Regions from separate parts of the Homo sapiens genome. Here region 1 is linked to region 2. Evidence: read pairs that join two places in POLR2A ChIA-PET (ENCODE). Cell type or tissue: K562. All regions are shown on one strand.

Region 1 (4,000 bases), 660 kb before region 2:
TTAGTGTCTGCCTGGACTCTTGGCAGGGCCTGCTGGATTTCTGGGTCCTGCCAGCACCCCACCCGAGTGCCCAGGCCTATACTCAGCACTGCTGGGAAGAGATGGGCTGCCTGAGGGGACGCTGCCAACATGGAGAGGGCAAGACTGGAGAGAGTGGGGACCCGAGGGCATTGCTCAGACCACAGGGGCAGCTGGAGGGAAAAGGGACTGGGAGCCTGAGGGGCCCTCCTGTCAGGGTGGATCTGGGAAGCCAAGATGGCCTCATATAGTGGACAAGCCACAGGGTCAGATGAGCACGGGTTCAAGTCCCAACTCCCTTGCTTCCTAGGTGTGTGGCCTTGTGCCTGTCACTTAACCAGCCTGAGCATCAGTCTCCTCACCTGCCAGGCGGGATAAGAACGTCTATCACTGCCGGGAGCGGTGGCTCACGCTTGTAATCTCAGCACTTTGGGAGGCCAAGGCAGGTGGATCACAAGGTCAGGAGATCGAGACCATTCTGGTTAACAGGGTGAAACCTGTCTCTACTAAAAATACAAAAAATTAGCCGGTTGTGGTGGTGGGCGCCTGTAGTCCCAGCTACTTGGGAGGCTGAGGCAGGAGAATGGTGTGAACCCGGGAGGCAGAGCTTGCAGTGAGCCGAGATCGCGCCACTGCACTTCAGCCTGGGTGACAGAGTGAGACTCCATCTCAAAAAAAAAAAAAAAGAACCTCTATCATTCTTGGATGTAATCACTGTTATTCAACATTACCACAATAGAGCTGTTGGGAGAAGTTACAAAGACTGTATGTGTGGGGTGCCCGGCGCAGGCCTGGCACATGGCAGATCCTTGGGGAGAGTTAGCCTCCTCTCTGTTTCCCTCAAGGATGACATCCTTAGAGCCAGGACTAGGCTGTACCCCTGTGAGACAGGATGCTCTGCAGAGCTGGGCTGAGGCTTATGGAAGTTCTATGGGCATGGCACACTCTCCTGGCACTGGCTGGGCAGCAGCCAAGAAAGCAGAGCTGCCAGCACCCATCCCCACCCAGCAGGCGTGTGTTCAGCACACCCTCCTGGGATGGTTACCTAGCCCCTGTGCCAGCAGCTGACTTGGAGGAGGGGCTCTTCCAGCTCAGCCTGGCATCCTCCTTCAGGGCCAGGCCTCTGCATCATTACTGTCTCTCTGAAAGTCAGGTCTGGGGCAGTTCAAGTTGGTGAATTGAGCATGCTGAGTCAATGCCCTCTTTGTGATGGCTCTCAGGGCCCAGATGGCGGCTTGGGAGCCTTAGCTGGGATGGGGGCATGGGGAGAGGCGGACGTGGATGAGGGCACTGACATCCACAATAAGTACTGAAATGCACTGCCCAACACCGGCTCCTCTATTGCTGCCCTTGGGACAAAGACCACACCCCTTGGCAGGGCATTGCTGGCCTTGCCTGCTGGGTCCCCTCATGTCCCCTTGTGTCCCCTTATGCCCTGAGACAGCCAGCGCTACAGCCACATTGTTGTGTTCACTCCCAGCACACAGCAGCTCCCCCTGCCTCCCTGCCTTTGCTCACACTGACCACCTGTCTGGAATACCTTTCCTTTCTTTCTCCACCTACTCTCTTTTCAAGGCCCAGATGAAATGTCACCTCCTTTGTGACGTTCCTCAGACTGGTCCCTCTACCTCAGGCCGAGCCAGTCTCCTCCCTTCCCTGGGCACTCACAGTCCCCATTTCCCTGAGCCCACAGTTGGGAAACCTGTTACCCCACGGGGTGCTGTGGGTAGTGTATCCTTCCCCATGGGGTTGTAAACACCCAGGAGGCAGAGGCTGAGACTGAGTCTCCTTTGTCTCTCTTGGGCCCATGTGGTGCTTGGTATAGGCCTGGTATATGGTAGGTGCTCAATAAATACTTCTTGAATGAACAAGAGTGGCTGTGAGTAGGGCTGGAGTAGTTCCAAGAAGGGGCACAGTTGGGTTGGGCGGTCTTGGAGACTTGGAGGAGGCAACCTTAGAACTTTGAAGGATGGAGAGGGTCAAGGGCACCAACCGAAGAAGCCAGGGACCAGCTAGGCAGTCAGAGAGGTCCATGAGGTCAGCTTCTGACAGCAGCAGCTAAGGACAACCAGGACCAGAACAGGACTGGGAAAAAGCAGATAGAGGAGGCTGGAGCAAGGACTCAGCCCCAGAGGAGGCTGCAGGAGGTTGGCTCATGCTCAGAACCCGGCTCCAAAACACTCTGCCCATGAGTGCTGGGCTGAGGAAGGCTTGGTGCCAGAGTCAGGGTGAGGCTGAGGCCACCAGTGAATATGTGGGCCCAGCTGCGGGGGTAGCACTAGGCAGGGGCGGGAGCCAGGTTGGAGGGGGTATTGCCATTGCCGCTGCAGGTGGAGTAGGGCTTCGCTGGGGAAGGAGCAGCTTGTGCGAGAGTGTGGGCAGGAGTGGGAGGGGAGAAGGCTCCGAGTATACGAGCATAGCTTACCAGCAAGTCCTGGGGTGAGGCTGGAGGGGCCGCGCTGTAGGCAGCACTTTTCGGGCCCTTATCTAACATTCTCAAGTGAGTGCTCCTAGCTGCCAGATGTGCTACTTCCTCCTGGATTCTGCACATCAGGAGCCAGTGGCCTCTACAATGCCCCATGGCCCCAAGGGAGTGGCTGCCAACAAGTTGGCCTTAGCATCTGGCATCCATGGGGGTCCTGAGGCCCTGCCATCTGTCTGTGCCCCTGTTGGGCTGCACAGGCCCGGGGCGTGCAGGGACCTGGGACCAGGGAGGCGGTCTCAGCTGCCACTCTAGCCTGTCTCTCTGCCTGCCCATCCACTGTCCACACCCCTGGCTGACTGAGTAAAGAGAGAGATGGGCATCGCAGGTCCTGCCATCAAAGAAGCCTAGTCTAAAGGAGGAGGCATAAAGCACCGGGGACTTATACCCAGAGAAGACACATGCTGAGACCACGCCAGGCTCGCGGGCAAGGCCTAGGCCCAGGGAGGGCCAGCCTCGTCAAGGGCCTGGAGTTGAGACTCAGGGAAAGGCAGGAGCTGGCATAGAGGCGCAGGCAGGTCCAAGGCAGTGCCCAGGCCAGATGCTGCGGCCCCGGGCTGAGGTTGCTCCAGCCGGCCCCACCCCCCACCGTCCTGCCTGGCCTTTGGCTGTAAACACTGAGAGAACAAGTTCCGTTTCCCGGGAAATATTTATCTCAGGCTGTGTGAAGAGCGTGTGCACTGGCCTCCGTGTGTCCTTCCTGCAGACCGGCTGGGGCAGGAGGAGAGGGAGCTTGGCAGCGCCCTTGCTGGGGGGAGTCTGTGGGGCTAGGAGGGAAGGGTGTGCCAGAGGCCCCTGCCTAGAGCCTGAATTTGAGTGCTGGCTGAGGGAGAGGTGGGAGCAGATGGGAGAGAAGCCTGTTTTCTCCAAACCCCACAAATGCCCTCCACCTCTCTCATGTTCCTTTCTTCTTCCTGGTCCATCCTGTCTCCTCCAGGTTCCGGCCTCCAGCCTGGTGTCCCCTCCTCAGGCTGCCTTTTCCTCCTCCTCCTCCCTGTTTCCTGGCTCTTAGCCGCTCCATCTGGGAAGTCTTCCTCAACTTTAAACCCTCGAACCCTTGTCCTCTGCCCTCCATCTCCCACTCCTCAGGCTTTCAGCAGCTTCACGTGGAGCATTGGGCTGGTCCTGTCCACAGTTGTTCAGTTGCTGTAACAGCTTGTGCAGGCTGCCCTGGAGCCCTGTTCTGGGAAGCACAGGTCTGGGCACCCTGGGGCTGGGGCGAGGCCCGGAGCTGATCTCCTCTGTCCATCCCAGTAGAGCCAGCACCAGTGCAGACACATGGGGGATCCAGGTTGGTGGACCAGGGGAGGATGGAAAGTCCCATGGATCCAGCCGGAATGTTGGAGTGGGGAGGCAGAGGGCCCAGGGTTCCTGCTGGCCAGCCTCTGGGCTTAGGGGTGTGTATCCCAGACAGGCCAGGCCTGCCAGGGGCCCTGACAACAGGAAATCCTTGAAGGAACAAGCAGAGGCTGAGGACTCTGAGCACAACAACAGGAAACA
Region 2 (4,000 bases):
TTTTTTTATTTTTTGTAGAGATAGGGTTTGACCATGTTGCCCAAGCTGGTCTTGAACCTCTAGGCTCAAGTGATCTGCCCCCCTCAGCCTCCCAAAGTGCCGGGATTACAGGCATGAGTCACCACACCCAGCCTGCTTATATTTTAAAAATTAGTTTCATAACTTTACCTTTCATAATTAGGTCTTTATCTTGAGTCCCCTTTGTATTCAGTATTATGTACAAATCTAGTTTTAATTTTTCTCCTTGTGGTGAGTCAGTTTTCTCAACTAATCTACTTAACAATGAATACCTTCTTATTGATTGGTGGTTACACCTTTATTATATATTAAATTCCCATCCATCTCTGAGATCTGCATTTTGTCCCACTGATCTGTTTGTCTATTCTTATAGTGTGTCTTAAGGCAAGGTAAGTCCCTGTCTTGGTAGTTGCTTTCTTTCTTGCTTTATTTTTGAACTTTAGGTAGAGAAAAAAATAAATTATTCAAATTCTTTGGTTAATGAACATTCTCATCATTAGTCCATGCATGGACCACCTTTAATTTTTTAAAGTTATTATTATTTTGTCTTTTTTTAAATGACAGTCTCACTCTGTCACCCAGGCTGGAGTGCAGTGACGTGATCATAGTTTACTGAAGCGTTAAACTCCTGGGCCCAAGCAATCTTCCCGCCTCAGCCTCCCAAGTAGCTGGCATTACAAGTGCACACCACCACAGTCAGCTAATTTTTAAAATTTTTAGTAGAAATGGGGTCTCCCTGCATTGCCCAAGCTTGTCTGGAACTCCTGGAATCAAGTGATCCTTCCACCTTAGTCTTCCAAAGTGCTGGGATTAGAGGTGTAAGCCACTGTGTCAACCAAAACTACTTTTGTGGTTTCAAAACCCAAAAAATTTTCCATTTTATTCATCTTTGAGTATACAGTTCAATACTGTTATGTATTACTATCTGTTACTATTTTGTAACAGATCTCCAGAACTTTTTTGTCTTGTAAAATGGAAGCTCTATAGGCCCTAATTCCCCCTACTCCCTAGCCATCATTCTACTTTCTGTTTCTATGAATTTGACTACTTTAGATATCTCATATAAGTGGAATCATATTGGTCTCTTTGTGACTGGCTTATTTCACTTAACATGTCTTCAAGGTTCATCCATCCTGTACCACATGACATAATTTCTTTACTTTTTACATTAATTATTTAATAACATGATAAATACTGAACCCACAAATGAACCTAAGATGTGAAACATCTAAAATTACTTATATCTAGCTATGTGCTCGTCTCTATCCTATCCTGCAGTCTCTCTTCCATACAAGGTTACCATTATCTGGAATCTTGATTCTATTCCCTTGCTTTTTAAAATGTGGTTTTGGCTTGGCACGGTGGCTCATGCCTGTAATCCCAATACTTTGAGAGGCCAAGGTGGGAGGACTGCTTGAGCCCAGTAGTTTGAGACCAGTCTCATCAACACAGGAAGACCCTCATCTCTAGAAAAAAAATTTTTAAATTAGCCAGGCAAGGGTGGTGCACACCTGTGGTCCCATTTACCTGGGAGGCTGAGGTGGGAGGATCAACAGAGCCCAGGAGGTTGAGGCTGCAGTGAGCTGTGATCATGCCACCACACTCCAGACTGGGTGACAGAGAAAGACCCTGTCTCAAAATAAAGTAAAATATGGTTTTATCACACATATACGTAATTTTAAAACATACCGTTTATGCCTAACACAAACTTAGCCAAAAAAAAGAAAACATACCACTTAAGTTTCCATTATTTTTACCTTTCTATAAAAAGTGTCAACTTATAAGTGGTCTTCTAGGACTCTTCTTTTGCACTCAATATTATACTGCTAAGCTTCATCCTTACCATTATTTGTAGCTATAGTTATTTTATATTTTGTCTTTTTATAAGTATGTCATATGCATTATTTTATATGTTATATTCCATTATGTGAATATATCACAACTAACTCACCCATTCACCTTTACGTGAGTATTGTCATTTCCAAGTTTTTGCTACTACAAATAGTGTTGCTATGAAAAATCCTAAGAGGGGCCAGGCACGGTGGCTCACGTCTGTAATCCCAGCACTTTGGGAGGCCGAGGCAGGTGGATCACCTGAGGTCAGGAGTTCGAGACCAGCCTGACCAACATGGTGAAACTCTGTCTCTACTAAAAAATACAAAAATTAGCCGGGCATGGTGGCAGACACCCATAATCCCAGCTACTTGGGAGGCTGAGGCAGGAGAATCACTTGAACCCAAGAGGCGGAGGTTGCAGTGAGCCGAGATCGCGCCACTGCATTCCAGCCTGGGCAACACAGCAAGAGCCTGACTCAAAAAAAAAAAAAAAGAAAGAAAGAAAAAAGAAAAATCCTAGGAGGATGTACCAAAATCTTCTCTTGGCATATATCTAGGAATTAAACTCCCAGATCATAGGGAGTTTAATTTAAAAACAGTTTGAAACTGTTTTTCAAAGTTGTTTCTCCACAAAGGAAACAATATAACTGAGCACAGCCCCAGCGTGGGACTAGAAAGGATCAACGAATATCTACTGACTGAACAAATAAATAGACAGTACTCAATAAATGCTAGCTAGTGTTATTAATTATGTCTACGTAATTACATAGGTGGTAATGTCCCAACTATATTTATGCTCTGCTTCTCCTCTCTAGAACTGACCTTTAACCTACAGCAGATTTGAGAATGAGAGGTCCACAAGAATTGTAAAATTGGTAGCTATGGCTATTACCTAAAATATGCCTAGGCAGGCAGAAGAACTTTATAAGAACCAGGATAGAAAATCAGGAACAGCAAGATGGGCCATCCAAACAGAATAGCAAACAATAGAGTACTTAGCCAACAAGATCGTTCATAAATTGGGCTGGGGGCAGTGGCTCACACCTGTCATCCCAGCACTTTGCGAGGCCGAGGCAGTTTGATCACTTGAAGTCCAGAGTTCGAGATCAGCCTGGCCAACATGGTGAAACCCCTTCTCTACTAAAATACAAAGAGTTAGCTAGGCATGGTGGCAGGAGCCTGTAATCCCAGCTACTTGGGAGGCTGAGGCAGGAGAATCGCTTGAACCGGGGGCAGAGGTTGCAGTGAGCCGAGAGCATGCCACTGCACTCCAAACTGGGCGACAGAGCAGGACTTCATCTTAAAAAAAAAAAGATCGTTCATAAATCTAATCTATAAAAATTTTTCTACCAATTCTACAAATAAAATCAAATGACAAACTGGGGAAAGATATCCGTAGCAAATTATGTCAGAAGGCTTATTCCTGACCTACAAAGAGCTCTTACAAATCAGTAAGAAACATTCCAAAAGAAACCTGAGCAAAGGAAAGAAAATGTACCAAATATATCATATGGCTCAAGCTGTGAATAATACATCTTGTGAATAATACTTACATATAATACTTAATAATGTAAACAATGAATATTTATTTAAAAATTGGGAGGAGGAAATGTTTGTAGTATGTAACGGGTATAGGTATAGCAGTAAAAGATAATTATTACCGCCAGGCACAGTGGCTCATGTCTGTAATCCCAACACTTTGGGAGGCCAAGGTGGGCAGATCACGAGGTCAGGAGATCGAGACTATCCTGGCCAACATGGTGAAACCACGTACTAAAAATACAAAAATACATTTGTACTAAATACAAAATACTAAATACTATTGTATTTTGTACTAAAATACATTTGTACTAAAAATACAAAAATTAGCTGGGTGTGGTGGCATGAACCTGTAGTCCCAGCTACTTGGGAGGCTGAGGCAGAAGAATCGCTTGAACCCAGAAGGCAGAGATTGCAGTGAGCCGAGACCATGCCATTGCACTCCAGCCTGGGTGACAGAGTGAGACTCCGTCTCAAAAAAAAAAAAAAAAAACAAAAAAAACCCACATAATTATTACCTTCCAAAGTAGGAAGTCAATATATAATATTTAAAAGTAGAAATTTATACATCAGTATAAACATGTTATTTAAAAAACATAAATATTATA

Evidence for each region. Peaks named below come from ENCODE experiments on the same cell type or tissue, not always from the same donor. Only the 100,000 strongest peaks of a DNase experiment are listed, where the experiment ranks them.
Region 1: POLR2A ChIA-PET joins it to region 2 with 7 read pairs; 2 of 35 experiments call an interaction of 5 or more read pairs at or near these places.

What each region holds. Positions count from the first base shown.
Region 1 is chr11:72,625,038-72,629,037 of GRCh38, reverse strand. The region is part of intron 2 of PDE2A (phosphodiesterase 2A); the gene reads left to right. Among named protein-coding and RNA genes, the nearest start is that of MIR139, 12 kb to the right of the region's middle. RefSeq lists enhancers at 1-411, 2,111-2,654, 2,655-3,199. In K562, no CTCF peak of the experiment used is centred here; DNase peaks (open chromatin) are centred at 2,487 and 3,147; H3K27me3 peaks cover 289 bases.
Region 2 is chr11:71,967,235-71,971,234 of GRCh38, reverse strand. All of the region lies in intron 3 of RNF121 (ring finger protein 121), which reads right to left. Among named protein-coding and RNA genes, the nearest start is that of IL18BP, 30 kb to the left of the region's middle. In K562, no CTCF peak of the experiment used is centred here; no DNase peak of the experiment used is centred here.